Linked DNA regions of Homo sapiens: region 2 is linked to region 1. The links are chromatin loops, found by intact Hi-C in ENCODE. Cell type or tissue: psoas muscle. All regions are shown on one strand.

Evidence for each region. Hi-C counts contacts between places; a loop is a spot of excess contacts. Peaks named below come from ENCODE experiments on the same cell type or tissue, not always from the same donor. Only the 100,000 strongest peaks of a DNase experiment are listed, where the experiment ranks them.
Region 2: a loop joins it to region 1, with 4 times the contacts of the local background. A loop is called at or near these places in 1 of 110 quality-filtered maps.

Annotation. Positions count from the first base shown.
Region 1 is chr4:113,253,487-113,257,486 of GRCh38, forward strand. It overlaps ANK2 (ankyrin 2), which reads left to right. Exons shown (of 46, transcript NM_001148.6): 11 at 2,249-2,446. Among named protein-coding and RNA genes, the nearest start is that of MIR8082, 100 kb to the left of the region's middle. In psoas muscle, no CTCF peak of the experiment used is centred here; no DNase peak of the experiment used is centred here.
Region 2 is chr4:112,722,859-112,726,858 of GRCh38, forward strand. It overlaps a transcript of ANK2 not described here. Among named protein-coding and RNA genes, the nearest start is that of MIR302CHG, 75 kb to the left of the region's middle. In psoas muscle, no CTCF peak of the experiment used is centred here; no DNase peak of the experiment used is centred here; H3K4me3 peaks cover 488 bases; H3K27ac peaks cover 495 bases.

The sequences.
Region 1 (4,000 bases):
AAGCTCAAAATTAAGCACTGGATATAACACCCACCCCTCAACCTAATCTTCCTGTTATCCTTCTTATCTCAACAAATGGCCATCTAATTTTTTTTAGTTTCTCAGGCCAAATACCCATGTCATGTTGGACTCTTCTTTTTCTCACTTTCCACATTCTGTCACCAAACACTGTCACCTCTTCCTTCAAAATGTGTCACTAATTCAGCAGCTTGCCAACAATCTCATTACTACCACTCTGGTCCAGATCACCATCAACCCTACCTGGAGGACTGCAAGAGGCCCCTAATTGACTTCCCTTCTTTTGCATTCTGTCCATATGGTCTATTCTCAGCACAGCAGCAAGAGTAATCCTGTTGCCCTAAACCTTCCAACAGCACCCCATGTCTCTCTGAGTAAAAGTCAAACCTGCAAGGTCTCTCACCTCTTTGAATTCCTCCCCTTATCCATCCTCCTCAATCACTTGCCTTAAACCACATTCTTCTCCTTACGATTATTGATATCGATCATGCCCGTTATAATCCCAACACAATATATTTGCACTTGCCTTTTCTAAGCCTCAGGTGTTTTTCCCCCAAGTCAACAAGACTAGCTCTCTTACTTCCTTCACGTCAAAACTCATCTTCTCAGTGAGGCCATTTCTGGACATCCTATCAAAATTGCACTCACGTACACAAACTCCCTAGGCCATTCGGTGTTTTTGTTTTCTCCTTTCCATTGATGGCCATCCAATATACTATATACTTTAATTCTTATTGTTTTTAAATTGTATGTCTGTCTTCCACACTAGAATGTAACCTCGATAGAGACGGGGGTTTCCTGTCTGTTGTGTTCCCTGCTGTATCCACAGTACTTGAACAGGGCTTGAGTAGGTGCTAAGTAAATATGCGTAAAATCAACAAAAGATTAGATGATGAATATTTTATTTTCCACGTAAATAACCTTCAAATAGGTAAAACAGCATCAATGAATGTTAATTTTTCAAAGAAACATGCAACACTCCAGTCCAAACGTCATCAAGCCTTGAATTTCTTCTACACTTTGCAATTATCTTCCCCTCAATGCATAAATACTTCTCATCAGCCTGTTGCTGTTTTCTAAACTTATTTAATGAACTTCTAAACATGAAAGTAATAATTATGAATGAAGATTATTTCAAAATATATGAATAATTTATAAGTCACATATACTCTACCACAATTAAGAATTAATGTATTTGTTTTTGTTGTCCCTCACTGTTGAAATCACCTTCCTTGTTGAGAATATTGGGCGGGGGGCCTTTTCTGGTAAAATATCCAGATACAATTTCTGCTTTGTTGAATGTAATGACTGTCAAACTGGATACTTGGCGAACAATCCTTTTTCTAGTGGCCATATTTGCATTGGTATTAATAAAAGACAATAGTCCCATCTCTTTAATAGGCAAATTGTTTTTTAAAATTTAGTTTTTTCCTAAGTTTACATATTGTTTCCTGAAAGTTTATTTATTTAGCTTTAAAAAAAATGAGAGTCTTACCGAGTCTGATGAACAGTGCATTACCCTGCTTTCTTGTGTTCCTGCTGTTGACCTTACTCTAGAATTAAGGCTAAAGCTGTTTTGGTCCATATTAATGAAGACAAATTTAGATTATCCTCAACTGTAAAAGTTGTGAGGTCATTGGCACATGGCCTACATTTGCCTCACACTCTTCTAGCCCTTACCTACCTGTTTTCTCCAAGTCCAATTCAAGTAGTCTCCTAATACTATAGGTAAAAGGAATTGTAAAATTTCAGAGGAACATGGATCTAAAAGATGGTCAAAGTTTCCATACCTCCCTGACCTGCCCACTTGCTTCTCATTCACCCACTTCCCTCTGTATTTATAAGAAATGCAGGCAGAGAGATTAAGTGAATGCAGACTGCTATGCATGGAGTTGGATACAAATAACTGAAGCATTAGGTATTATTTATTTTTCTGTATTTAATATTGCCCTAATAACTGTAAAATCAGGCTAAATTGCCACACATACCATGCATGACAGACATACTAATTTGCATTTTTGTCTATGGTAGCATAATTATGAAATTAAATTATCTCTTAGTGTTCATCTCTGCGAAATATAGTCTGCTGTATATTCTGATGTCAAATGGAAATTATTTTTTCCCCTGCCACTAACTGTGTTAGAGATCAAGAATCAACTTTGCTGTACTTTGGAACCTGAAAATAATGAAAAAAAAAAAGGACATTATTTTGTTTTCTTTTAATGTGCAGAATGGGCTGTCTCCACTACACATGGCTGCCCAGGGAGACCACGTGGAATGTGTGAAGCACCTGTTACAGCACAAGGCACCTGTTGATGATGTCACCCTAGACTACCTGACAGCCCTCCACGTTGCTGCGCACTGTGGCCACTACCGTGTAACCAAACTCCTTTTAGACAAGAGAGCCAATCCGAACGCCAGAGCCCTGGTAAACTTGGCCCAGTCCACATTAACTGAATACAGATTGAGACAAACAAACCCACATTCATTGACCAACATGCATACACCAGCAATGCAAGGTTACAGATATGTAGTTAATCCTGCTAAATTTGTCATCCTTCACAATCAGCCTGTGTACTTCATACATTCATAGTTTGTTAGCAAATGCTGGTGAGCAAAGATGTATTTAAGAGAACACCAATGTAACATTTCTGAAACTAGTGAGTTGCAAACAGATAGATATGAAACCTTTGGAGTGATAAGCAGTTTTAAATGGAAAATAGAAGTTGAAAAATAGGAAATTACAAAATAAATTCTAGATACCTCTAGATAAAGTTAGAACACGAGTATGAAAAGTTGAATTTATTAATCTCTTTTTGGAAAAAAAATTAATGGTGAATATATTTGACTATGTAAGGGGGTATAAAATGTAAGTCTATGCAGAGTTCAATTGAAAATTTTCATTGTTGACTTGATTACTCAACCATAGGCTAATAGAAAAGTTATGCCTAGTGTGTTACGGCTTCAGGGAGCATTTTATATACACCATTTCAGGAACTGCTCAAGAGAAAACTGCAAGAGGCTGTCCCTAGAGCAGCTTTATGTCTCCCCAGTTCTGATATTGAATAAGTCTTCCTTGCTTCACTTATTTTCTAACAATAATCATTGGAAGTATTAGACATGTACTAATTTATGCCTCTTGTGTCCTAATTCCCAAACTAAAAGTAAATCCTTTTTTTCTATGTGTTTACATGGTTTGTGTCTGTTAAAATTGGTCTTCAAACAATCAGTATTTAAGCTGAGAGACCATCATTAGAATCATCAAATATTAAATATGATTTTTACAAGAATTTTTCCATTGGAATCAATTTATTGATAATTACGTGGGAAGTGAATATATTTTCCAGATTATATGTAATTATGTGAAAACATTCATTTTGTCTAGGGAGTCAAAAACATTAATTTTTAATTGGATAGTGGTCAATAAGCTTATAAAATATCACAGCCTGTTAATTGCAAATATTTTAAGTGCTGCATGTGCATGTGGCTATTTATATCTGGCATGTTGTATAGCTCATAAACAGGGGAAATGACCTAACCAATTAATTATGTTTATCACTCTATTGTGAAAAATAAGAAGTCATCAGCTTAAGTAAGACCATATGCTTTCCTGAGAACTGCTAGTGTGTAAAAACGTTGACTGATGATTGGTCCATGTTGGGACATGCGAAATTGTTAGCTGGCAGAATAGACATAACAAAGGAACATTGTTGAAATAAAAAAAATATATAATACACGATGAGTAAGCACCGGGCCATTTAACATATTTTACTTAATTTGCCCCAATTCCTGGGCATTAGCCTAGTTCGCCAAGTTAGAAAGTACCTGACAGACTTCTTCTCCACATTTCTTTACCCCAGAGCTACCTCCTTGCATTTATCCCAGAAATTCTCCATACATTTCTTGAAAATATTCGAGAACTTAACAGTCATTTCTTTATACAATAAAATTTATCTCATTGGCATATATGTTATAAAAATGA
Region 2 (4,000 bases), 530 kb before region 1:
GAAGCTGAGGCAGGAGGATCGCTTGAGCCCAGGAGTTTGAGGCTGCAGTGAGCCATGATCACGCCACTGCACTCCAGCCTGGGTGACAGAGACCCTGTGTCAAGAAAAGAAAAAGGAAAAGAAAAAAAAAGAGAAAAAAGTTCTCTAGAAATGAAGGAAAGAATGCCATGTATTGAGTCTGGGCTCATTGCCATCCAACGAAACTAAGTTTTGGTTGGGAGACATTAGAGAAATATGTAGCCAGTCAACAACTTCTGATACACCTACACAGCTGGAACTAGATTGAATCATAGATCTCACGAACCTGGAATTAAGTTACTGGTTACTTGCTCCTGTTTACTGAATCTTATGTTTAGTTTCATTACTGCAGTGGAAGGGAGGAAAAGTAGTTTTCAAGTTCTTTTCCTTGAACTCCTTGCTTCAAGTGATCCTCCCACTTTAGCCTCCTGAGTAGCTAGGATTATGGGTGCAAGCCACCACACCTGGCTCCTCAAGATTTTTTTTTGTGGGGGAAGCAGGGTGGGCAGGACGGACTCACTCTGTCACCCAGGCTGGAGTGCAGTGGCGCGATCTCGGCGCACTGCAACCTCCGCCTCCCGGGTTCAAGCAATTCTCCTGCCTCAGCCTCCTGAGTAGCTGGGATTACAGGTGACCACCACCATGCCCGGCTAATTTTTGTATTTTTAGTAGAGATGGGGTTTCACCATATTGGCCAGGCTGGTCTCGAACTCCTGACCTCAGGTGATCCTCCCTCCTCGGCCTCCCAAAGTGCTGGGATTACAGGCACGAGCCACCGCCCCCGGCAAGATCTTTTTTTAATTAGCTGTCTCGTCAAGGACTTGATATAAATTTCCTGGTTAATGTTTTTATGGTGATCAAAAGCATTGCCACCTAAGAGCATTTCTTTAGAACCTAACAACAAAGGTCACAGTTAGATGATGATCACAGGAACAAACAAATATGGTTCTTGACAACTAATGAGAATGTGCTTTGACAGAATTTATTCTTTAGTTGATATGATATATGCATTGCATTACTAAAATTATACTGTGTTTACATTTTAAAATATCAGTAAAGACAAGGATTATAATTTTATACCCTAAAACATTAAAGGGAATCTGTTAGACATGCTCTGTATCATAATTCCTACGATAACTGTTCTCTCATGTTTTCAGTTTGAGTACTAATGCTAATACAGGAAAAATCTTTTTTTTTTTTTTTTTGGAGACAGAGTGTCGCTCTGTCACCCAGGCTGGAGTGCAGTGGTGCGATCTCAGCTTACTGCAGCCTCTGCCTCCCGGGTTCAAGTGAGTCTCGTGCCTTAGCCTTCAGAGTAGCTGGGACTACAGGCGCATGCCACCATGCCTGGTTAATTTTTGTATTTTTTGTAGAGACAGTGTCTCACCATGTTGGCTAGGCTGGTCTTGAATTCCTGACCTCAGGTGATCCGCCGCCCTCGGCCTCTCAAAGTGCTGGGATTAAAGGCGTGAGCCACCATGCCCGGCCAGAAAAATCTTGAAAATGTGAGATTATTGATTCATTTGACAAATATATTTTGGATGCCTAATATGTGTTAGGCAGGTTAAAAGTTTTAGGAATGCAGCAGTGACAAAAACAAAATCCTGGCCCTCATGGAGTTTACATTCTAGTAAAAGAAAGGAAGAAAATAAAGATACAAATATATAGACACACACACATACACACACACACACACACACACACACACACACACCACACCATCCCATACCCATTAGAATGGCTACTATCAAAACAAAACAAAACAACCCAGAAAGTTACAAGTGTTGGAAAGGACATGGAGAAACTGGAACCCTTGTGTGCTACTGATGGGAATAAATAATCGTTTAGCCACTGTGGAAAACATTATGAATGTTCTTTAGAAATTAAAAATAGAGCTGCTCTATGATCTAGCAGTCCCACTTCTAGAGGGATAAATATACTTCTGGGTATATACACAGCAGAATTGAAAACAGGGTCTCAAGGAGATATTTGTCCACTCATGTTCACAGCAGCATTATAGTCAAAAAGTAGAAGCAAGCCAAATGTCAGAAGAATGGATACACGAAATGTGGCATATACATACAGTGGAATATTCTTCAGCCTTAAAAAGGAAACACATTCAGCCGGGTGCCGTGGCTCACGCCTGTAATCCCAGCACTTTGGGAGGCTGAGGCGGGTGGATTGTCTGAGCTCAGGAGTTCAAGACCAGCCTGGGCAACAAGGTGAAACCCTGTCTCTACTAAAATACAAAAAAAATTAGTTGGCCATGGTGGCGGGCGCCTGTAGTTCCAGCTACTCGGGAGGCTGAGGCAGGAGAATTGCTTGAACCCAGGAGGTGGAGGTTGCAGTGAGCCGAGATTGCGCCACTGCACTCCAGCCTGGGCAACAGAGCAAGACTCTGTCTCCAGACAAAAAAAAAAAAAAAACAGGAAACAAATTCTAACACATGCTACAACATGGATGAGCCTTAAAGACACAGTCTTTTTTTTTTTTTTTTTTTTTGAGACAGAGCCTTGCTGTGTCGCCCAGGCTGGAGTGCAGTGGCGCCATCTCGGCTCACTGCAACCTCTGCCTCCCGGGTTCACGCGATTCTCCTGCCTCAGCCTCCCGAGTAGCTGGGACTACAGATGCGAGTCACCATGCCCGGCTGTTTTTGTATTTTTAGTAGAAACAGGGTTTCACCATGTTGGCTAGGCTGGTCTTGAACTCCTGACCTCAAGTGATCCTCCCGCCTCAGCCTCCCAAAGTGCTGGGATTACAGGCGTAAGCCACTGCACCTGGCCAAAGACATTGTCCTAAGTTAAAAAAGCCAACCACGATTCCAAATATATAAGGTACCTAGAGTAGTCAAATTTACAGAGGCAGAAAGTAGAATAGTGGTAGCCAAGGGCTGGAGGCTGGGGGAATGGGAAGTTGTTGTTTAATGGGTACAGAGTTTCAGTTTTGCAAGATGAAAAGAGTTCTCGAAGATTGGTAGCACAACAGTGTAAATGTGAAAATGGCAAATTTTATGTTACATGATTTTATCCAATTTAAAAATATAAATAAATAATAAAAATTTAAAATATCAGGTAGTAAGAAGGATTATGAAGAAGATAAAACAAGTAGGTGCACAGAGCACTTGGGGTGGGGTGGGTAGATTTATATTTGGTGGTCAGAGAACACTTCCCTGATAAGTGACAGTCAAGCAGAGATCTGAAGTCTGTGAAGGAGGAAGCACACATCTGGGGAAAGAGCATTTCAGCAGATGTTAAAGCAAATGCCAGTGGTAAAAAGTGGAACCAGTTTGGTGTGTTCTAGGAATAGGAAGAGAGCCAGTTGTAGCTCAAACATGATAGGAGAGGAGAGTGGTGGAATAAGGTCTCAGAGAGGTGGTGATGGACAGATCATGTTTCGAGTTATGCCTGAGTATGTATAAAGGCATCCTGGTATGAATAAAATGTAGGTATTATATTTCTCTGTAATTGTAGACATAGTGTCTGTTTGTTTGAAGGCAGATGATTCTGTTGACTTACCTCAGACATATTTTCACTCTCTGTACCTCTCTAAGTTAGATGAACATTCGTATTGGAGATAGAGTCTCCAAGCTGTATTCAGTATTATTCTTCTTCCCACCCCCACCTTGCCATTTTTCTAAGGGAATAGATTTCCAAAATTTTCAAGTTGCAGAATGAATGCTGTATTTATAGTTCAGAGCTAAAATTTAAGCTTATTTTAAGAATTCTCTTATTGCGGGAGGCCGAGGCGGGCAGATCACAAGGTCAGGAGATCGAGACCATCCTGGCTAACACAGTGAAACCCCATCTCTACTAAAAATACAAAAAATTAGCCGGGTGTAGTGGTGGGTGCCTGTAGTCCCAGCTACTCGGGAGGCTGAGGCAGGAGAATGGCGTGAACCTGGGAGGCGGAGCTTGCAGTGAGCCAAGATCACCGCCACTGCACTCCAGCCTGGGTGACAGAGGGAGACTCTGTCTCAAAAAAA